Linked DNA regions of Mus musculus: region 2 is linked to region 1. Evidence: chromatin contacts called from ENCODE Hi-C or POLR2A ChIA-PET data. All regions are on one chromosome and are shown on one strand. Each heading gives the region's core, a stretch centred on a gene start or an enhancer-like site at or near the end of the contact. The rest is flanking DNA. Distances are from core to core; before and after follow the strand shown. Region 1 holds the start of Tnip2 (TNFAIP3 interacting protein 2). Region 2 holds the start of Sh3bp2 (SH3-domain binding protein 2).

What was found. Hi-C counts contacts between places; a loop is a spot of excess contacts on that map. ChIA-PET counts read pairs that join two places held with the same protein, here RNA polymerase II (POLR2A).
Region 2: a loop to region 1 is called in a map of v-Abl transformed pro-B cells, with 2.0 times the contacts of the local background. The contact joins the promoter of Sh3bp2 here to the promoter of Tnip2 in region 1. A Hi-C loop is called at or near these places in 2 of 37 maps with a recorded cell type or tissue (T-helper 2 cell and v-Abl transformed pro-B cells). POLR2A ChIA-PET finds 5 or more read pairs at or near these places in 3 of 5 experiments (Patski and embryonic stem cell).

Annotation. Positions count from the first base shown.
Region 1 is chr5:34,511,531-34,517,591 of GRCm38, reverse strand. Tnip2 (TNFAIP3 interacting protein 2) reads left to right here and starts at 3,613. Exons shown (of 6, transcript NM_139064.2): 1 at 3,613-3,973. The coding sequence starts at 3,695.
Region 2 is chr5:34,547,926-34,554,205 of GRCm38, reverse strand. Sh3bp2 (SH3-domain binding protein 2) reads right to left here and starts at 4,630. Exons shown (of 13, transcript NM_001145859.1): 1 at 4,410-4,630; 2 at 2,506-2,645; 3 at 1,367-1,469. The coding sequence starts at 4,573.

The DNA of each region.
Region 1 (6,061 bases), core at 2,364-4,863:
ATTGCAATAGATAGCGCCCCCTCCCCCCAAACACACTTGCTACTTAGCACAGGCTGGTCTCAAACGATCCTCCTGCCTCAGCATCTTAGAATTTTGGGATCATAAGTCTGTGCAGTGACTCATCTAATCACCCTTTAAGTTGGGATACTCCACTCCCTTTCCTGGCCCCCACATATTTCCCCCCATCTTTTCCTTATTATATGTTATTTTTCTTGTTGTTGATGCAAAATGCCTAAAATAAATAAATAACCAACTTAAGGGAGGAAGGGTTTGTTTAGGCTCCTGGTTTGAGGGGACACAGTCACTCAGAAGGAGAAAGTATGGCAGCTGGAGCAGGAGTCAAGGGAAGTGAACAGTGGTACTCAGTTCACTTTCTCCTTCTTGTTCAGCCTGGAGCTCAGCACATGCAAAGTGCTGCCTCCACTTAGGATGGGTCTTTCCTCAATTAATCCTCCCTGGAAACCTCATGGCCATGCCCCCAGGTGTGTTCCAATTAATGACAATTATTAACTAATGTGCTTAAATAAAGTTTCCCTACCTCTTGGACTGGGCATCTGCCTCCACTGTTAGAATATTCATCTATGACTCTCTAGGACCCAGGCCCTGTATTCAGCTGAAGGCACATGTATGCCAGGAACTTCCTGTGTTAACTTGCAGAATCTTAACCATGTCATAGATGGTCAGTGTCCTTAGAGGTCTGGAATCTCTCATCTACAATTCTAAAGTCCCCAAAAAGCTCAGAAACCCAAAGTGTTTTTCTTAGAGCTGGTACAATGGCTGACTTGAATCTTGTCTTACTTAATTTGACTGGCATTCCCTCTGTATTTCCAGAAACTGACTTGTTTTGTGGGGCTTAGAGATGCCCCAGTGGGAGTGCTACACTCTATGTCAATTGTTCTGATACGATAAGAGAAAGGATTTCAAGTGTAGCTGGGGATGGTAGCTCTAACTATAATCCCAGAACTTAGAAGCCTGAGGCAGAAGAACTACTCTGAGTTTAAGGCTAGCCTGGTTTACAAAATGAGTTCCAGTTTGGTCTACAGAGTGATACCCAGCATCAAAAAGTAAAGAACAAGATCCAAGCATGGTAGCATACACTGTTAATCCTAGCACTTGGGAGACAGAGACAGGCAGATCTCCATAAGTTCCAGACCAGCCTGATCTACATAGAGAATTCCAGGCTAGCCAGGGTTACAAAGTGAAGAGACTGAAAAATAAAGAACAAACCAAAAAGATCTTCAAGGGGGCTGCAGAGATAGCCCAGTGGTGTACAAGCAGATAGCCTGAGGACTGGGAGATAGCCCAGTGACATTCGAGCAGATAGCCTGAGAATCTGATTTTGGACTCATAGCACCCATGTGAAACTAAGCATGACTACACACATCTATGACCCTAGCACGGGTCCTGGGGTTGGGGATGGAGACAGGTGGATCCCTGGAACTTGCTAGCCAACCAGTATAGCCAATCCATGAGCTCTGGGTTTAGTGAGAGACCCTGTCTCAAAAAAAAATAAGGCTAAGAGAAACAGTGGAAGACACTCGACATTAACTTTTGATCTCTACACACATACACCCACACGTGCATGCTATATATACATACACACATATCACACACATATCGCACACTCACACATACATGTATAGTATATATGCTCATATACATATCATGCACACATGCATGTTACACACACACACACACACACATTTTAAAAAAGACTCCCAAGTGTTAGCAGCTTGAAGCAATATCACGTCTTTGTTACTTTGTCAGGAGCCTGGAGTACATGGTTATAGAGGTCAAGTACTCCCTGTTGTGCAGAGCTTGCCCATATGCACAGGTACTGGAAACAGGACTCCTTTTGTTGTTGATTTGGTTTTTCAAGACAGGGTTTCTCTGTTAGCCCTAGCTGTTTTGGAACTCAATCTGTAGACGAGGCTGGCCTCAAACTCACAGAGATCCATCCACCTGCCTCTGCCTCCAGAGTGCTGGGGATTAAAAGCACGTGCTACCACTGCCTTCCAAGAGTAGACCTTTTTAGAGGATGGTTATCTCAATTATGTGCAACTACATAAAATCAAAGCTTTTGAACTCCAAACACATGTGGCCCAGAAGCATTTGAATAAATGTCTTTGTTGTTTGATTCATATTTTGCACTTCACAACCAGGCTCAAAAGCACTTGAGTGGTCTACTAGGCTACACACAGGAATAGTAGTGAAGAGTTAAAGCCACATATCAGCTCTGGGCCAGGGTTCTTCTGTGTGATATCCACTCCCACACCCACTTCCCCTTCATCCCACAACTGCCTCAGTCAATCAAGATGACCCTGCATGACCATAGCAATGACTGTGCTGGACAATCATTTAATCATGGAAGTTTGGATGAGAACAGCTCCCATAGACTCATGTTTGGATACTTGGTCCCCAGTTGGTGACTCATGTAAGGTTAGAAAGGATTTCAAAGTATGGCCTGTTGGAAGAGCTGTGCCATTATGGGCAGAGAGATTCTGAGGTTTCAGCTTGCCCTCTGCTTCCTGATTTGTAATCAAGATGTGAGCTATCAGCTTTAAACATCTGACCCTTTATCCCAAGTAATGCTTCTTCTATACGCTGCCTTGGTCCTGGCATTTTGTCACACTAATAGAAAAGAAATACGCACTCATTCTCTAGTTCCACAACACCCCTACCAGGTAGGGAAGGAAGCAACTGTGACCCATCTTTTCTGAGCAGAAGTTTTGGGCTGGAAGGGCTAAGAAGGAACTGAACATAAGTGAGCCAGGTCTGTGACTCCCAGTATCCATCCCATACATTCTTGGCGAGGTCTGGCTTTGCTTATAGTTTTATACTTGCAAGTGAGTGTGTTCCTGCAGGCTCAACCAGAGCTTGCCTGTGAGCAGACAGGGTATTGAGAGTAGAAGACTGAGCAGAAAAGGAGACACACATCCTCACATAGGGAGGGGACCTCCATGAGATCTTAGCAATGAGCCATTGAAAGATTCTCACGGAGGAGAGACTTCCCAGTGGAAAAACAGTGTTCATATGGAAACTGTGGGAAGGAAAGGGTGGGCACCCTCTTGTCTTCTGCTAGAACAGCTTCTAGCGCTAAGGCCATCCTAACGCGAATTTAGGGGCATGCTGGGGTTTGGTGGCTGGCTCTGGGCTCCATCATGTACTCTGGATGGGAACACCTTTCTGGGTCAGTGTCCCTCTATGAAGAAACGCATGTCAAGTCCCGGAAGAGGAAGGAGCCCAGCCAATGAAACCTGACCACACTCTACGTCCCATGTTTGAAGTCCTTTGATTTATTTGCTTTTCTTCAGCTGCTGTACCAGAGGATACCTAACCCCAAACCCTGGTCGCAGATGGGGTCTGACTCCAGGAAAATTCCTCAGACGCAGGGAATAGAGCAGACAGCACCTAGAATGGAGCTGGTGTGTCAAGAGAAAGTGAGATCATAGAGTAGGAGGGACCAGCTGTGGGAGGGGACGGAGTCAGACTCCCGGCAGTGGGAGAGGCGGAGCCAGCTGTAGGCGGGGCGGAGTCAGACTCCGGGCCATGGACGAGGCGGAGCCAGCTGTGGGCGGGGGCGGATTAGGCTCTGGGAGTGGGCGGGGCGGGAAACGTTCCGGGAAGGCTGGTTTTCGCTCCCCCTGTGTGGAGAAGTTGGAGACGCCCAAGTCCCCACGGAAGGCCTACAGCCATGTCGTCTGGGGACCCAAGGTCTGGTAGACAGGACGGGGCCCCGCGTGCGGCCGCAGCGCTCTGTGGCCTGTACCACGAGGCCGGCCAGCAACTACAGCGCCTGAAGGATCAGCTGGCCGCGCGTGACGCCCTCATCGCGAGCCTCCGCACCCGCCTCGCGGCTCTGGAAGGGCACACGGCGCCGTCACTCGTGGACGCACTTCTGGATCAGGTGGAGCGCTTCCGTGAGCAGCTGCGACGACAGGAGGAAGGCGCTTCGGAGACCCAGCTGCGGCAGGTGCGGGGCGGGCGGGAGCTGCTGCGCAAGGCGGCCTGGGGAACTTGTTGGAGCGAGTGACGTGGAGTCCAGAGATGCGCGAGGTCTTGAGGGTCGCGAGGATATGAAGCTCGAGGTGCGGGTCTGAAGAGCTCGAGGTCTGAGCATAGTGGTTTAGGGGTGCGCTGGGGTTTGAAAGGAGCTGGGTTATGAGGGATACGAGATCCTGAGACTAGTGGGTCCTGAGGTTTCAGGGTCTGAAGGGCGTGGGGATCAGAGGCGCAGGTAATCCTGTTGGATTAGGGTCTGAAGGTAAGAGTCTGGGTAGTTCAGGGTATTGAGCAGTTCGGGATTCATTCGTAGGCTCAGGGGATATGCCAGAGGTGAGCAGGAGTCTCTGGGGCTCGGGGTTCTGGTGAGCAACAGGGTGGTAGGGGTGTGACTGTTTGAGGAGTACCAAGTCCTGACGTCCTGCTGAGGTTATGAGCACTTCTGAGGGACTTGTAATAGAGGTTAATTTGGGACAGACCCCCTGGGTCTCTCGACTTTGAGGGGTACTGCTGTGGGAAACTTACTCATGAAGTTTTGTGGGGGACAGGGTTCTGCGGAATGTGAGGGATCCTGGAGTGCAGGGATCTTGTGGGGCATAATGTTCTGAGGTAGCCTCGAACACGTGGTTCTGTTGGTAGTAAGCTTCTCCAATATGTACTCATATTATTAGTAATATTATTATATTAGTCCCAAAGGGGTGTGTAGCTGTTTTAATCACTGCCTTATTTGCGTTAAAGAGATACCATGACTAAGGCAACTCTTATAAAAGAAAGTATTTAATTGAGGGCTGGCTTACAGTTTCAGAGGGTCAGTCCATTATCATCATGGTGGGGAGTATGGTAGCTTGCAGGCAAGCTTGGTGCTGGAGAAGTAGCTGAGAGCTACATCCTGATCCACTGGCAGAGAGACGTCCACTAGGCCTGGTGCGGGCTTTTGAAACCTCAAAGCCCATCCCTAGTGACACAGTTCCTCCAACAAGGCCACATGTCCTATTCCTTCTCAAATTGTGCTACTATCTGATGATGAAAAAATGCAAATATATGAACCTGTGGGGGCATTCTCATTCAAGCAACAACAGTGGGGGCACCAGGCTTGACTAAGATGGAATTCTGAGGAGGGGTGGTGTTCAGGGTTCTGTGGGACAGACACTAGAGGCTCTAAAGGACATGAGCGAAGCATGGGGCCAAAAGGGTCTCAAGGATATCCTGACAGGCATTGCCCTTTGAGGACTGTGTTCAGGTTCCAGTGTGTGTGTGTTGGGTATGAGGAGGCAGTATAGGTCTTGGTTCTTGGGTTCTGTGTTAGGGAGGTCTTCTGTGGAATGTGGGGTTCTGAATCTTGAGGAGGGTGCCAGGGGCCTGAGAGATGCATAGGGCTCCTAAGGATGGTGCTCTGAGAAAGAAGACCCATGGTTTTGGTTGGTGGCATTTTAGTATTATGTGGGAAGAAGTGACAGGTGCCAGTCTGATAATATGTGAATTCTTATTTGGCTCTCCTTGTCATTTGGTATCATTTGGTTCCTGTGAGATATCATAAGCACACAAAACTGAAATGAGTAATAATACTTTACTGGAGCAATTATTTCTAAACCTGACAACCTTGTCCGGCATTTGGAGGGATGCTGGCATTTTATTCCATTTGGTCCATAGCTGTCTTGATTTTCCCAGGAAAGAAAATAAGAGAGGAGATTACCTGATAAAAGATAATGCTTGTTTTCAAGATAACCACTGCAGCTAGATTTCTTTCTTTCTTTTTTTTTCCTTTCTTTTTTTCCTTCCCATCTCCACCCTTTTTGTACTGGGGATTGAAGCTAGAGCCTAGGCAGGTGCTCCACCATTGAGCTACATGCATCTCCGGTTCTCTTCCTCCTCCTCCTCCTCCTCCTCCTCCTCCTCCTCCTCCTCCTCCTCTTCCTCCTCCTCCTCCTCCTCCTCCTCCTCCTCCTCCTCCTTCTTCCTCCTCCTCTTCCCCCTCTTCCTCTTCTTTTTCTTCTTTTTGTTTGTTTGTTTGTTTGTTTGTTTTTGATACAGGGTTTCTCTGTATAGCCCTGGCTGTCCT
Region 2 (6,280 bases), core at 3,381-5,880, 36 kb before region 1:
CTTTCTCCTACTCAGAACACATTCCAAAAGGTTGTAAAACAATTAACCAAAGGTCATACATAAAAAGGGAACTAACGATTTATTATAGGTGCTAGGACAGAAAATAAAATATTGACTGGGTTTATCTATGTAAAACTTCACTGATAACTTAGTTATGGTTTTAAACCTTCAGTGACTGTGGAGCTGACAGGTGATGGATGCTTAGCCAGATAATTACTCCTAATGGATATGCATGTAAACATTCCCTGTTGTAAGCTTCTGTTTCAATTTATGATTTGATTTTTTTGTGTGAACTTTCGATGAACCTTGTAACATATGATCATGTATTCTGAAAGATGTATAAGTACTGAGGACAAGGAGATGAGCGAAATCTATAGAGTAGAATTTTTCACCTTTCCTCACTTAGAGTAGAAATATTTTCCCTTTCCCCACTTAGAGAATTCTTCCCTTTCCCCACTTAGGATCTTTTCACTTTTCCCCTTAGATAGCTTTCATAGGAAACTTTTTACAACTTAGTAATAAATTCTATAATCACTTCTCTAAGTGTCTTCCCTTCCTATGACTTCCGACTATCAGACTTCCAACTGGAAGTTGGAGCCCAGCAGTTCCTGCTGAGATAGAACAAAGACTGCATTGCTTAACCCTCCTCTGTTAGGCTACAGGTGTTAATCACCTAAGCCAGCAGTCTTTTAAGCTCAGAAAGCACAAGAAAGTTTTTAGGACTCTTTAGACATTATCATCAGCATTTCAGTATAATTAGAGAGCTAGAAAGCCCCAGGCCCTCAGACTTTAAAGCTATCACCAGAGTCCTTCTCTGTGACTCTACCACTACTCTGCCCCCGGGACGGGAGGCTCCCGGAAGTAGGCATTAGCTCAGGTTATACCTGCCCTGTCTAGAAGCCCTTGAGGGGAAGGAAGTTCATGGATTCTGGCTATCTGGATCCCAGCCCATAATGTAACAGGGAACTGAACTGGAGCCTGGGAAAACCCTAGAGCCAGAAATTCCATGAAGAGCCTGAGTTTAGGATGGCCTGGGATGGATGGAGTCTGGGCTCCCTGGGAAGGGGTGTGGTGAGTGAGGAGCAGGATCAGAGGCTGAACACAACATTTACAGAGTGGTCATTGAATGGGAACTCAGCAAAGTAAGCCACTCAGGCCCTTGGTACCTGAACCCCCAAGAAGCTGCTAGTAAAGACCTCACCCCACACATACTGTCCCACCCCCTGCCCTCAGCAAAGGCCAGGGTAGGTAGGATAACAGCCAGCAAACAGATGAAGGCCATCTCAGACAGTCAGGGATTGGTTCTGTGGTGCAGGGTGAGAGGGAGGGCATGGGAGGTTGGTGAGCAGACAGGATGGACACTCACCTGTTGTAGCCACTCAGTGAGAAGGCACCCTGTGGGGAGGCAGATGTGCTGCTCTTGAAGTAGTAGATGCAGCGCTTGTGGATGATCACAAAGCGGAGGGGCCCTGGGGACAATTCAGTGGCAGAGGTGAGCCACAGAGCCACCAGTTAACTCTACTCTGAGGAGGTCTCCAGAGGTCCTGGGCAACTTGGAAGCAAACCTCTGAGACTGCAGAAGGTAGAGCAGGGAGCTGAGCTGGTATGCTGCCCCTTCCTTGGACTTTCTTTGGGGTCAAATATAAACAAGTTCACTGGCACATGGGCAAGTTTTGGGGCACCATCCCAGGAAAGGCCTGGCCACAAAATCTGGCCCAAAAGGGGTAGATTAAGGCCTCAAGGGACAGTAAGAAAGGGTGGAGCCTGGACCAGAGGCCTAAGGAGGCCATGGCAGCCTTGCTTGGAGCAATAGGGCTATTGAGGAGGTGAGGACCTGACAGGACAAGGAGAGCAGAGCTTAGGCACCCAGAGCCGGCTGGTGAGAGCCATCGAGGTGGAGCTGTTCTCAGGCTCTAGGGCTCCTGCCCAGAACAGCCCCTCCTAACCCTGGGGAAAGGTTATTTATGGTTCTTCCTTGGAGCACATACATCTATACATTGCTATGCACACAGGGTCCAACAGTCCAGCTAGAGCATCCCAGGCAGGCAACACGGGGGCAGGGCATCCCTGGCAGAGGGCATCCCAGGGGCAAAAGGATGGAGTGTCCATGGCTGATCAGAGCCGGGCAAGGCTCTAGCGCTCTATGCCTTCGGCATCCTGACACTCAGCTGGCTCCTGGCCTGCCACATGGGACCATTCTGTGCCACATGACTCACCACCTCACCCACAAGTCACATGCAAGGCAAAAACAGCACTGAGGGACCAGATCTATCAGGCCACCCTGAGGACCTCCAGCCTTGGCTGCAGACTGAAGCACTCATGACTCCTCAGTTTGCCTGCTATACTATGTTGGATCCTGTGACAAGGTCCAGGGTAAGGAACTCATCAGGTTTCCTAGGTGTGCCAGCTGCTAGAAAAGGAAAAGAAATCTCAGGAGACCCACTAGAGCCCTGGAGAAGCAGAGCCGTGTCCTCCCTTTGAAACTCCCATGATCCAGTGACTCACATTTGAGCAGCTGCAGTTGGGTGCCACCCTTCTTATGCAGGTAACCAGCCTTCGCCACACCACCAGGCATGGTCAGCAAATTCTGGGCACCAATGGCCTTCATGGGGACAGGCCACTGCATCTCCTCAGCCGCCATGAAGCTGCAATTGAAGCAAAAGAGACAGGACTCAGCCGGGAGGACAGCGGGGAACAGTTTGGCAGGGGGTCCTGAGAGGGCATGGCTAAGATCTAGAAGGCAACGTGGAGGGTCAGGTCAGTGGAGGAGGACTCTTCATAAGTCCCCAGGCTTCTGAGTGGGGCTCTGGGGGTGACCATGCCACATAGTCAGTCCCCAATCCTCTTGGCGACACACCTGACTCCAGAATTCTGAGCACAGTCCTTTTACCACCGTGAATTCAGCGAGTTCATGGCCCCAGGAAGGCTGGGGCAGTAATGACTGAACTCAGGAAGCCCTAGCCTGGGCATATCAGGCCTTATGCCATAGCTACCCAAGGTTCCAATGCCTGGGCAGCTCACAAAGTGCTTGTCCTAGAGCAGGGGGCACTGGGGTCACCCCCTTGAAAATGGCTGTTCAAGAGCACTGAGGCAGGCAATGAGAACCTTTTCCATCAGATCTGATCTTCTATGGAGAGAAAGTCAGGTCCTGAGATGTCCACCCTTCCTCAGTAACTTCTGTCTATCCCCACTTTGAAGCCCTGAAGTCAGGTAATAGAAGAGCAAGCCAAGAGCCCCCCACTTCCCAGATTTAATAATTTGGGCTCCAATAGTTTGGCTTTCTGGGGGAACTCCAGCCTCAGTTGTTAGAGCTATAAATTGGGAGCACAGGGTGGACTCTGAACACACACACATACACCTTGTCATCAGTGCCATGAGGACCATTTGGCAGGTTTTCTAGTATCCACATTATCAGCCCAGAGTATCAAGACTCAGAGGGTCCTTCCTGTAAGGAACCCCAAGTGCCAGTCACAATTGCCCCCTAACTTGGCATTATTCTGTTGGTACACCCACTCACCCCATCAGGTCCCTCTTTGGACCCTGAGGCACTGCATGAGGGGAAGGTCAGGGATCTGCTCTCAACAAGGTGGGATGGCTCCAGCCATATCCAGAAGGGCAGGCTGCTGAGATTTCTATTACTATAGTGCCAACTCCCCCAAAAACACACAGAGAAAACCCTCCAGCCCCGGGGTGGCCTACGTCTGAAAGCTCAGCATTCAGAAGGCTGAAGCAGGGAAACCTACTGCATCCGAAAATGAAAGGAAAAAGGATGGAAATCAATTAAGCTCTTGTCAACGGCCAGGCTCACCTCACACCGCCAAATATGTGTTAGAGAATCAAGTTCCGTTGGCTACCCCATACACACACACATCACACACACACACACACACACACACACACACACACACACACACACTGAGAGAGAGAGAGAGAGAGAGAGAGAGAGAGAGAGAGAGAGAGAGAGAGCGCATTAACACTCAAATGCACTTGGTCCATGGTCCAGGCCATTGGTCAGGACCATTGGTCCTCGAACCACAGAACCACAGGCGGAGGTTTGGAACAATGGCGCGACCACACCCCCGCGCAGGGCCAAGGGGAACGCGGGTCCGAGCACAGCAGTGGAGTGCGAGGAGGGTGCCCACTCCCATGCCCATGCCGTGCAAGCAGATGGACAGACAGCGCGCCAGGCTCTCGAAGCCCCCTGGCCAGCCAACTCTGGCTGGCCCATGCTCTCCTTTGTTCTGAGTAGACGCCGGATAGCGCCTGGGGCTCCAGGGACTTTCGGTCCCGGGTCGTGGTGCAGAGGGTGGGGGCCCAGGTCTGAGGAGTGGAAGTCTGAACTGAGTGTGGATGCTCAGAACCAGGGCTGGGGCCCCAGATCCCGAGCCCCAGGCAGGATCAGTACTCACGGTGTCCACGCGGCGGGCACAGCCGGCTTCCGGGGGGCGGCCAGCGCCCGCCTTCCCTGTGAGCAGCGACAGGGTCCCGAGGTGGGCCCACCGGCCGCAGCCTCGTCCCTGGAGCCTGTCTCTCGCCAGCCCCAGCTCCGCGGCCGCGACCCTGAGCCCGCCATAGCTCGTAGAGCCCCAGGCCGGAGCTGCCCCTGGCTCCTCCCCTCGCGGGCGGTAGTGTAAGGGCTAGGGGCCAGGTAAGAAAGCGGACCCGCCCCTCCTTACGTCAGTTTCTCCACCCACTGCACTGAGGGTGGTGGGCTGCAATAAGTGGAAACTTGGAAACTTGTGTCTGTATAATCCAGAATTAAGAGCCATCCAGACAAACAAGGAAGCCACCAATGCGAATGAGGAAGTCACGCTCATATTCCCAACATCTGAGGATCCCGAAGTCCCCGCCTGCTGATCTCCACCCAGTTTGCACCTTGGATATGAGCGTCTATGGCACCCTACTTCCTACGCTAGTACCCCATCATGTCACCTTGCCAATGTCCACTCCATGGGTCTCCCTCGGGACGGAATTCCTCCAAGGAGTGAGCCAGCCCTTGGCAGCTCTTACCTACTTGGGCTTCTTTGAATACCTGTCCCAGAAGAGTGTTCCTGGATGCCTAAGGCTGGTAAAGCCCTGTTGACTTCCTAGGCATCCTTCCTTCTCCATCTCCCATCATCACACAGGCTGCCCCAAGATGGACTATCTGTGGCAGAAGGCAGCACACTTGCCCTTCAGAGGCAACTCTGGTATATTCCTCAGGCTTCACTCCCACCAACTGTCTATTCTAGACTCTTCTCCCTGGTGTCCAAGTCTCTATATTAGGCAAGCTCTCCAGGCCCCTTCCTACTATATGCAGCCTTGACGTTCCTACAGCTTTCTCACTCCAAGAGTCCGGCTGCCTGGGGCATTGGTTTCTGGAGGAACATCTTACCCAGAACACTAAGCTGCCTCCTTCTTCCAGCCACCCTGCATTACAGATCCCCGTCTCTACTGCTTCTGAGCAGGCCACACCTCTCCCTGCCTCCCCCAATTTCCCTTCCTCACCTTCCAGCCAACACACCATTCCCATCACATCATTATTCTAAATGCCATGGACACAATCCTGCCGGGGGGGGGGCATTAAAGAGGGTCTCACTCTGTAGCCCTGGCTTGGCTCTACCTTGGCATCCTCCTGCCTCAGCCTCCCAAGTACTGGTATTGCTGCTGTACACTATCACACCTGGCAACACTCTAGCACTTCCTAATCCAGCCCTACCTCTACTTTCGACCTTTTAGATGTGCTTTGCTCTGCTGTGCACAGACTCTGCTCACCCAAGCCCACAAGAATTCACCTTAGTCCAGGTTGTTTCCACTGCCTGCTGCTGCAAGTAAAGTAATTTAGCCATTAAATATTAGATTCCAAGAGCACTAGTCATATACAAACTCGCAGAGCAAATCCAATGAGGCCAGCATCACCTCAATACCCAAACCCAGATGAAGCTGTCACAGACACGAAAGCTACAGACCAATAAGTCTCTGAGGATTTCTGTTTGTGTATCTTTTTTATGACAGAATAGCTCGGGCTGGCCTTGAACTTCTGATTTCCCTGCTTCCATATCCTAAGTTTGAGGATGACCACATCTGGCTTAAGCAGTGTTGAGGACTGAAACTAGACAGGAGTCTACCAACTGAGCCATATCCCCAGCCCCAAATCCCCTTCTGGGCACAGCATAAACATTCTCCACAAGATGCTAGCAAACTGAATCTAACAGCACATAAAAAAATACAATAATAAATAAATCTAAAAAGAAAAAAGAAGGGAAGAAAGAGAGAAAGGAAGGAAGGAAGGAAGGAAGGA